Linked DNA regions of Homo sapiens: regions 1 and 3 are each linked to region 2. Evidence: chromatin contacts called from ENCODE Hi-C or POLR2A ChIA-PET data. All regions are on one chromosome and are shown on one strand. Each heading gives the region's core, a stretch centred on a gene start or an enhancer-like site at or near the end of the contact. The rest is flanking DNA. Distances are from core to core; before and after follow the strand shown. Region 1 has its middle 70 kb from the start of TMEM170B. Region 2 holds the start of ADTRP (androgen dependent TFPI regulating protein). Region 3 has its middle 49 kb from the start of TMEM170B.

The links. Hi-C counts contacts between places; a loop is a spot of excess contacts on that map. ChIA-PET counts read pairs that join two places held with the same protein, here RNA polymerase II (POLR2A). Pooled maps may share reads with other maps.
Region 1: a loop to region 2 is called in a map of dorsolateral prefrontal cortex, with 19 times the contacts of the local background. The contact joins the enhancer-like site here to the promoter of ADTRP in region 2. A Hi-C loop is called at or near these places in 5 of 168 maps with a recorded cell type or tissue (PC-9, ascending aorta, chondrocyte and 2 more), 1 of 37 single-sample maps with no recorded cell type and 3 of 50 pooled maps. POLR2A ChIA-PET finds 5 or more read pairs at or near these places in 2 of 52 experiments (BJ and endothelial cell of umbilical vein).
Region 3: a map of mammary epithelial cell shows a loop between it and region 2 (3-fold over the local background). The contact joins the enhancer-like site here to the promoter of ADTRP in region 2. A Hi-C loop is called at or near these places in 6 of 168 maps with a recorded cell type or tissue (IMR-90, PC-9, chondrocyte and 3 more) and 5 of 50 pooled maps.

What each region holds. Positions count from the first base shown.
Region 1 is chr6:11,606,034-11,609,181 of GRCh38, forward strand. No RefSeq gene overlaps it. Among named protein-coding and RNA genes, the nearest start is that of TMEM170B, 70 kb to the left of the region's middle. Within about 2 kb of position 1,623, at least 8 of the 41 ENCODE cell types and tissues checked have a DNase peak (open chromatin) inside an H3K27ac peak, as active enhancers do; they include dorsolateral prefrontal cortex and endothelial cell of umbilical vein, where a contact is called at or near this core.
Region 2 is chr6:11,776,992-11,780,103 of GRCh38, forward strand. ADTRP (androgen dependent TFPI regulating protein) reads right to left here and starts at 1,812. Exons shown (of 6, transcript NM_032744.4): 1 at 1,616-1,812. The coding sequence starts at 1,768.
Region 3 is chr6:11,584,694-11,588,030 of GRCh38, forward strand. No RefSeq gene overlaps it. Among named protein-coding and RNA genes, the nearest start is that of TMEM170B, 49 kb to the left of the region's middle. Within about 2 kb of position 2,023, at least 2 of the 41 ENCODE cell types and tissues checked have a DNase peak (open chromatin) inside an H3K27ac peak, as active enhancers do; they include IMR-90 and endothelial cell of umbilical vein, where a contact is called at or near this core.

The DNA.
Region 1 (3,148 bases), core at 373-2,872, 170 kb before region 2:
GTCGTTGAAATGAGCCATCCTAACCTTTCAGACAGAAACAGTGCAGCCTAGCTGCTCTGAGGTGCATGTTTCTAAAACAAGACCTGGAACATTAATTTTACATTTCAGTCTCTTTGTAAAAAGCAGATGCTCCTCGCCCACCCCCTTGTTTTTTTTTGGCAAGCTTGTGAAAATCCAACGAACCAAGTCAAGGCTGTCCGCTAGCCACGGGTGCCTTTATCTTGTGGAGTATCTGTTCCTTTGTGGATCAAGCATGGAATGAAAACCGTGCTGAAGAAAGGTCGCTTCTCATTTTAGACTCCATTTCAATGGGTAGTTAACCTCTGAGTCAACCGACTCTGTACCCATGTTCAATTTCCTCCGCCTGTTGGGCTCTTCCATTTACCCTCTTTTATAATTAGAGTACATCTTGTTTACAGTGCACAAAGCTGGTTTAAGATCCAGTTGGCCATGTGCCCTCTCGTTACAGGACCGTGCTCAGAACAGTCAGCTGTGAGTGCAGCCAGTGGGATGAAAAAAACTAAGGGAAGGAAGCTGCCCTTTAAGGAACCTCGGCCTTACTGATTAAAGTAATAATTAAGCCATTATATCTGTTGGGGAGCTATTTGGGCTTGCCTGCTACCTTTTCCAACAAAAGCCCTCAGCCAGAGATTCCAGCCAAGCACCTCATTATCATGTGGGTGCCAGGGCGGCATGCCAGGATCGGCACCCACCCCAGGCAACATGGTTTAAATTTTAAACACCTGTCATCTCCCTGCCTCCATGTATCATTCATTTTCAGAGGGGAAAGTGACCCTAACAGGAAGTGGGGCTGCCTGATTCTGGGTTTGCCTTTGAAAGCCAGAAATGACCCTTCTCCTGAAATTTTATTCCAAATTTAATTTGAAGCTATCTCAGTCTAGAAATAGATTTGCATTGGCATCTCTTGTTGCAGTTGGTAAGGAAAGGAATTTAGGATTCAATTAGAATTGGTCTTCATTCTTAACAAGATTGTTGTCTTAAAGACAAGAAATATATAGCATGTCTCACTGCATCCCTCCACTCCCCACCATGGCAAAAAGGGCCCTGGCATGCATATGTGATTTTGTGACATGCAAAGATCCACTTTTACAACTCCATGGAGGCATATCTTATTTAGAGAACACTAAGGTAGTTTAAGGCTCTCACTGGCCACTTGCCTTCTTAAAACAGAGACAACCTATGGATTAGAGAGGAAGCAAGACTGGAGAAGGCAGTTTGCACCGATTGGGGCAGGGCAGGTAGAGGAGTGAGCATGGTTGTAATAAACTGGGTGGAATTTAAGGTCTCAGTCCAAAGGCATCCCATCTTGCTCCTTCTGGACCCCGTCTCAAGCCTGGCTCCAGCTCCTGAGTCCCACGGCTCTCCAAGGCCTCTTTCTGTTCATCACAGCCTACGGAGAGAGATGCAAAGTGGTTTGTGTTTATTTTAGAAATAATCTCAACGTTGCCAGGAAAAGGCTTTCTGGAAAATGCTGCAGAACTAAAGCTGGTCCAGTAGAAACCGGTGTAAGTGCAAAGAGCAGAGCCAGCTCCTCCCCAGCTCTTTCCCCAGGCTGTTCTTCCTGCTTTTTGATCTCAGCCTCACTCTACTCCATCCCTTCTTGATCCAAGTCCAGAGTCTCTTTCACACCAGCCACGCTGCCAGCATTGTCGGGAGGTTTGATGTGGTGTGAATTCCTGCCCCTGGGAGATGGACGGAGAAATTCACAGAATCTTGGGAAAAGAGAGCTTGGGAAAATCCTGAAGTCTCTCTTTGCAGCCTTTCTTCTACCAACAGACAAGATGGAAACTGGCCATTTCAGAGCACTGGCTTCAAGGATGTCTAAGGGTAGAGATTCCTTGGGCTTGTGGGCAGGGGCTCATTTCTGTGTGTTGTTCCAGATGGTCCAGGTTCTTCTGTCTGTCCCATTAAAATGTATCCTTCTTGACACCCGTGATGGCCCTTTTGTCAAATCCTAATTGTATGTTTGTGGGTTTGAGTTTTCTATTCTCCAGAAAGTACCATGTTAATACCAATCCAGTCTTCCATTTAGGTCCACATTAATCAGAAGTATTCACTGGTGTCTGGTAAATATCTGGTGTTTTTGAATTTTGGAAGTGAGGCTAGATGCATTTATTCATTCAAAATTAATTTTGAGTGTCTAGTATGTGCCAGTCACTGCTTTGTGTACTTGGGGAACAAGGAAACAACAAAAAATTGTTCCCTTCAAAGCTCTCATTATAAGGGAGAGGGGAGTGTGGGATACAGATTGCCAACAGTAAAGAATAGATAAACCGCATACATTAGAGTCTTAAGCCCCACAGCAAAAAAGAAGAAACTGGGTGTTCTGGCCTGCAGCCGGGACAGTAGAGAGAAGATTGCATTGAAGTTTCCAAGTGCAATTTTACTGAACCAGTGAGAAAAATGACAAGAGTTTCTATTTCTTCCAATGAAGAATGGGTCTTACCTATAAACAAGTGTTAGAAGATATATGTGCATATATCCACCCGTCATCTTACTACTTGCAGACTTAGATTCTGTAGACATTTATATCTATAAAATGATACTCAGAATATTATTTCATAATTATGTAAATTATTATGTATACATTATATATGTGTACAGAATATTATTTCATAATTATGCAAATTATGTATACATTATATATGTGTACACACACATATAATCATACTATTATACATACACAGTTATGTGCTGCTTAACAATGAGGATCTCTTCTGAGAAATGCTTCATTAGGTTATTTCATCGTTGTGTGACCATCAGAGTTACACAAACCGAGGTGGCATAGCCCACTACACACTTACACTATACGGTAGACCCTATCATTCCTAGGCTGCAAACCTGGACCCCATGGTACTGTACTGAATACTATAAACCACTGGGATGCAATGGTAAGTATCTGTGTAGCTAAACATACAAAAGTACAGTAAAAATACTATCATCTTACAGGACCACCATTGTATATGCATCTGCCTTTGACTGAAGTGTCATTGTGTAGCAAGTGAATGTATATTACAATTTAAACAATACATGCCCTCAAGGAATTTTGATATCTCTTTCAAGTCATGTAGATATATAGCACATTTCCAGCTCCCCGAATAGTTTTTTTGCTTATTCAGGAATAATT
Region 2 (3,112 bases), core at 562-3,061:
AGATGATATGGTCATCCAGGTAGGCTTAATATAAGCCTGGAATGAGAGAGACAGTAGTAAGGTTGAAGAAGAAAGGATGAACTTAGTAAAAGGAAAAACTAATAGGATTTGGTAGCTGATCAATCAGGGAAGCAAAATTGGGATTAACACTAGGAAATGATAGTATCATTGACAAGATAAGAGACTTTTCTCACTCTTGGAAAATAAGGGCTCTTGGAAATGTAGGTGAGCTAGAATTAAAAAGTCAGGATCAGTTGTGTGTGTGTGTGTGTGTGTATACAAAGAGGTAAGGGAGCTAGTTAATGAGTGTGGTGATAAATCTATTCTTAGCCACACATAGTGTGAGGTAGGACATTCATACTGGAATTGGATTTTATTAGAAAGTCAGTCCTAACTACAGACACACTTCCCTTTTAGTGGACTGTTTTTCATAGAAAGCCAATAGAGACACAAACCTTAGGGGTGTGTGTGTATGCGCGTGTGTGTGTGTGGTTTTTTGTTGTTGTTGTTTACTGTGGCACTGCTAGTTATACAAAAAACATTTTTTGTTTTGTTTCTGTTTGTTTTTCTCATAAAATTCCATGATTGAAACAAGTAGTCACCTTGAAGTTTTCAAAGACACTAGAGCTGTGTTCAGGGTTCCAATTTTTCAGGCCCAAATCAAGAGGCCACTAACCAACCAGTGAGGAGGAAGCAGCCACTTTGGGCCTCTTTGATTTTAACTCTCTCCATTTCCACGTCCTTAGCATTTCAGAGTGTCACAGTTTCTGACCACATACATTCTCCGCTTGTCAAATGAGGATTACAATTCTGAAAACAGATGTTTATGTGGCACCCAAGATTTTAGTCAAAAACCTCAAATATTAATTCACATCCCCAAATGATTCCCCATTATTAGCTTTTAACTTTAAAAGTATTTTTTTAAGCTATTCCTCAAAGTATTTTTCATAATCTGCTTTTCTCCCATTCATTCACACTTCATCAGAATGCAGTCAGCCAGGTTAGGAAGACAAGAAAGGAGTAAGTCATAAGATTGGTTTTTAAATAGTTGAAAATGTGTATTTGCCATTCGGTTGGGTGATTTGTCCTTTAAGATGGAGCCTGAACCTATAAAAAATTGAGGTGGGAGCTGAACATGGCAAAATGTGTTTGCTTTTCTTAGATAAATCTGTTAGTCTGTGTGTGCTGTAAAATGGCATTATTCCTTCATTGGAAATTACACTTCCTACACACCATACGCCACTCTGCCTTCTCTTCACAGACTTCCCCAAGCAAAGTTCAAAATGCCTCCTGCATTTGTAGTTAATCCCATGGTGAAACCATTAGCATGGTCCCCTCTTTGAGCTCATCTGAAAAGAGCTCCAAGATGAGATTTTTTTTTTCAAGAGAGCATTTAACAATGAGCCAGCATAGAAATGTTAACTATAGATAATTTCCAAATTGGGTTTATCAGAGCAAATTGTTAAGTAAACAAAAAACCCAAAACTCACAAAACGGTGAAGAAGGAAGACAAATAACAAAATTGTGTATTTAATAAAATCCAAAGATGATATGTGTGGCAGCACTGATATTCTAGAGAAATGGATCGGTTCCTGGTACGGACATATGGACTTACCAGATTAAGCAGCGTCATATATTTCCACCTTGCACCATTTGCCAAGATTTTGGGTTTCACCTCGTCTTTTCCTTCCTGTGAGATGTAATAATTGAGGAAAGTATACCAGCTCAGAACAAGGAAGTGGTATATGCATGTAGAAGTCTTCGTCATGGCGAGTGCTGACCGGGGCACCGTGAATGTCTTGAGTACTTTCTGGCGTCCTTCTGTGGGTCACAGCCTAAGTCCAACAGCAGGCCGGAGAGCTACAAACCACACCCCTCTGGGACTGAGAGTTCCAACACAGGCTGAATTTGGTTCTCTTTTAAGCTCCTTTCCTGATAAACTTCAGAGGCAGGATTACTGCTGGTTTTCAGATGCCTGCATTTAGATAATGATAGATAATCTGTAGATTTGCATAAAATACAACATGTGGGCTTTGAGAAGGGCAGGTAGCAATGCAAGAGCTGTACATTGTACTGTTTCACTAGGGCACTGGGGCAGGGGCATGGTTAAATGAAGTAAGCATGAAATACTAGGAAAATCTAGCGAAATACTTCCATGGCTGTAGTCTCTTTTCTTTTCATTTGCATATAACAAGGAAGTTGCAACCTTATCTCTTGAGAAAAGGAGGAGCAGGTTGATAAACCAGATCATGGGTGTGCTTAGGGCATGAACAGTAGAAAGGAAAAGTGTGTTGTAATTTTGCTCCTGAGGTCTCTGAGATTCTAGAAAGTCTGCAACAACCTTTGATCCTCCAGGGAGCAGCTCCAATGGTTTCTTTTCTTTTTTTTTTCACTTTTGTAACTATACCCTAGAGAACCAAGAGTAACCCAGGGCTGTCCTAGACACTCCATTTGCATAGGCATTTCTGTGCCCTGGGAGGGAAGAAGCAGCACAGGAGACCATCCTTACTATGGCCATGACCCCAAAATACCTGACTTTAGACATTGCTGGGAGAGGGTGAGAGTCCCCGCTCTGCCATGAATAGGATGAGACGTGGCTGGGCTAGGCAGCATGCCGGACTAGGCTCTGACTCAGGTTCCACAGAAGGGAACTGAGGAAGAACTAGAAGTGGATGCCTTGTGACATCGCCAGCTTGTTTCCCTGGGCAACTGACTCCGAGGGGTGAGCAAATCCCTCAGAGAAATGCTCCTGACACAGTTATGTAAGTCTGTAATTGGTGCTTTTCAATGACTTAACCAGGGCTTAAAAGTACTAGCAGAAAGAACTGTAGGCTGGACAAGGAGGACAAACCATAAACAAACCCACCTCCTAAGAGTCAACAGACTCCCAATATCAGGATTGGGAGATGGGAGGAGAGCAAACCTGAGCCCGCCATGGAGTTCTGCATTGTAACCATGTTTTTTTTTTTTTTTTTTTTTTTCATCTGTTGGGGCTGCTATAACAACATACTGTAAACTGGGAAGCTTGGAAACAACAGAAATTTATTTCTCAGTTCTGGAGGCTGGAAGTCCAACATCAAGATGCTGACAGAGTGCCTGGTGTTTAATGTGG
Region 3 (3,337 bases), core at 773-3,272, 190 kb before region 2:
AAAAAGTTTTCTATTTTAGTTCTAGTATCTTTTTTGGCCCTTGAAGTAATATTTTTGTAATTTAAAAAAATAAGTCAGTTTTCTTTGGGCATTTTGTTATTTGCAGAGCATTCAAATAAGACATTAAATTTCGGATTTACTTATTTCAGATTTAATGAGTGATTGATGAGATCTGACTCTGTTGCCCAGCCTGGAGTGCAGTGGTGTAATTAGCTCACTGCAGCCTTGACCTCCTGGGTTCAAGTGATCCTCCCTCTTCAGCCTCCCCAGTAGCTAGGAATACAGATGTGCACCACCATGCCTGGCTAGTAAATTTCAGATTTATCACCACCTACATTGGACAAAACTACAGGGAAAGGTAATTAGAAGAAAGACGCTTTAGTCTTAAACTGAGCCTTGTGTTTACCATTATGAATGAGTCCTAGTCAGGCTTGTGGAGAAACATTTCAGATTTACTGAATACATCCTTACACCATCTGTGTTTTGCAGTTGAACCTTTATTATTTTGTTTTTGAGAGTGGATCGCTCACTGTGTTGCCCAGGTTGGTCTCGAACTCCTGGGCCTAAGCAGTCCTTCTCCTTAGCCCCTTGAGTAGCCGGGATTACAGGTGTGTGCCACCATGCCTGGCTTCAAACCCTTATTAGCTCATAAAATACTACATCAAGCTTCTGGGTGCAGAGGGGAAAGTAAACAGGATCCATGGCACCCACTCTTTGAGGACTAAAAATTGGGTTTGCCTCTAGCTTCCAAATGGAAACTTAGGAATCTATCCTGTCTGCTCTTAATTTTCTATGATTCATTGTCACTAGGCATTCTTCTTTTGGACAATTTTATGAATATTTTTCAGGCTCAGAAAGTTCTGGGGACTGATTGGCAAAATGTAATTGCATCAGGTGGTTTTCTTGTAAAGCAAGAGTTCCGTCACTAGATGGTGCAGTGGTTCTATTTTATTTTTCTCCTTGCTTTTGCCTTGGACATTACCTATGAACTGAAATTAACTGATTGTTACTTTTGGATTCATTTCCATATGATACATTTAATGTTTTTTTTCCAAAAGAAATGCACACCAGAAAATTAAATATGAGAAAAATTAAGGTTTCTTCATGTCATCACTAGCCAATGTAACTTTCCAAAGAATTATTAAGATAGGTTGTTTGCAAATTAGAAACAACCTATCAGGATTGTTTGCAAATTAGAAAATCACTTTAGTTTATGATTTTTGTAAGTCATTAATCTAGACTTTGATTTATATATTTTTCTTAAATTCCAACTCAATGCATAATGGTTTTATCTAATTTATTTATTTTACCTAGTGTATTTTATTTATTATTTAGAGAGAGTCACACTGTGTTTGGTGCCCAGGCTGGTCTCCGACTCCTAGCCTCAAGCAATCCTCCTGCCTCAGCCTCTCAAATAGCTAGGATTACAGATGCAAGCCTTGATATCTTAGTATCTAATTTAGTAGTCTACGCTTTCTTAGTGACATTTAGTTATACAGTTGGTCAACTTGGGGTTACGCACACATAGTGCAATCTGCCTTGTGTCATGAGACTCGGTTTTAAATTCCTGCTCTACCACTTAGTAATTGAACTTGTCCAAGTCATTTAACTTCTGCAACAGTCAGTTCTCACATTAGTAAAATGGAATGACATCTCATGTTGCACGCAGTGAGTGCTTAGAAAATAACCTTTGTCCCATTGCCCTCTTTCAATGTATTGTCTGCACATAGAGGGATGATGTCCTTCCAGCCTTTGCTAGAAGTTTTGGTAATAAGTTCAGGCACTTCTGTTTCAAAGACAGAGCCAGATTCTGTCCTGACAGAGAACAGTGCATTTTTAGGGAGGATTTGTTTTAGATTTAAACTGTCCCGTTGAACCCCGCACTGCTTTTGCAACAAAGCCTGCTGAGGGAAATTTTAGAAACATACCTCAGTGGGAAAGAGCCTAGTTAGAAAGCAGGATGAATAAACTTGCTCAGCTAGCAAATTCCTCGCATTCTCTAAACCAAATATGTACAAGATGAGGAAGCCAAGGCGGCCAGCATAAATGAATCCTGAAAGATGGCCGGGACTTGCCCATCAGCTGTGCACATAGTCACCAACCACTGCAGATCCTGTTGCTAATGAGCTGCTCTGCTTTGTTTACTATGCTACAGAGACAAACTATTTAGTTCAAACTCAGAGAGGGAGGGTTGGTCTTTTCAGCTCCAGAGTTCTGGTTGTAAAAGCGCGAGTTTTGTTTTCCCATAGTGTGGCCTACAGCAGCCATGGGGACACACGTGCCCCTGCACTCAGGGTCTTCAATCAGGACTGAACTTCAGACACCAGATGGCACATGCCTGTAATCTCAGCACTTTGGGAGACCGAGGCAGGCGGATCACTTGAGGTCAGGAGGTCGAGACCAGCTTGGCCAACATGGTGAGACACCCTCTCTATTAAAAATACAAAAAAATTAGCCGGGCATGTTGGCGGGCACATGTAATCCCAGCTACTTGGGAGGCTGAGGAAGGAGAATCGCTTGAACCCGGGAGATGGAAGTTGCAGTAAGCCGAGATGGTACCACTGCACTCCAGCCTGGGCAACAGAGTGAGACTCTGTTGCCAAAAAAGAAAAAAAAAAGAGGACCAAACAGATTTTCATAAAACTACACTTGGCTTACTTTTCGTGGGAATTGGTGTTGGTGGGTGACTCCAAAATGTGTTAAAAGAAGATGCTTGTGCTATCTTTGATGTGGAAAATAGGAGAAGGTACAGAGATGAGTGGGAGATGTAGGGTTGAGGAAACTACAATTTTGAGAGACTCATGACTTTTTTTTTTCTTTAAGTTCCGGGATACATGTGCAGAACGTGCATGTTTGTTACATAGGTATACGTGTGCCATGGTGGTTTGCTGCACCTATTTATTCATCCTCTAGATTCCCTTCCCTTGCCCCCCACCCACCAGCAGGTCCTGGTGTATGTCGTTCCCCTCCCTGTGTCCATGTGTTCTCATTATTCAACTCCCACTTATGAGTGAGAACATGTGGTGTTTGGGTTTCTGTTCCTGTGTTACTTTGCTGTGGGTGATGGCTTCCAGCTTCATCATGTCCCTGCAAAGGACATGATCTCATTCCTTTTTATGGCTGCATAGTATTCCATGGTGTATATGTACCACATTTTCTTTATCCAGTCTATCATTGATGGGCATTTGGGTTGGTTCCATGTCTTTGCTATTGTAAATAGTGCTGCAGTAAACATATGTGCATGTGTCTTTATAGTAGAATGATTTATATTTCTTTGGATATATACCCAGTATTGGGATTGCTGGGTCAAATGGTATTTCTGGTTCTAGATCCTTGA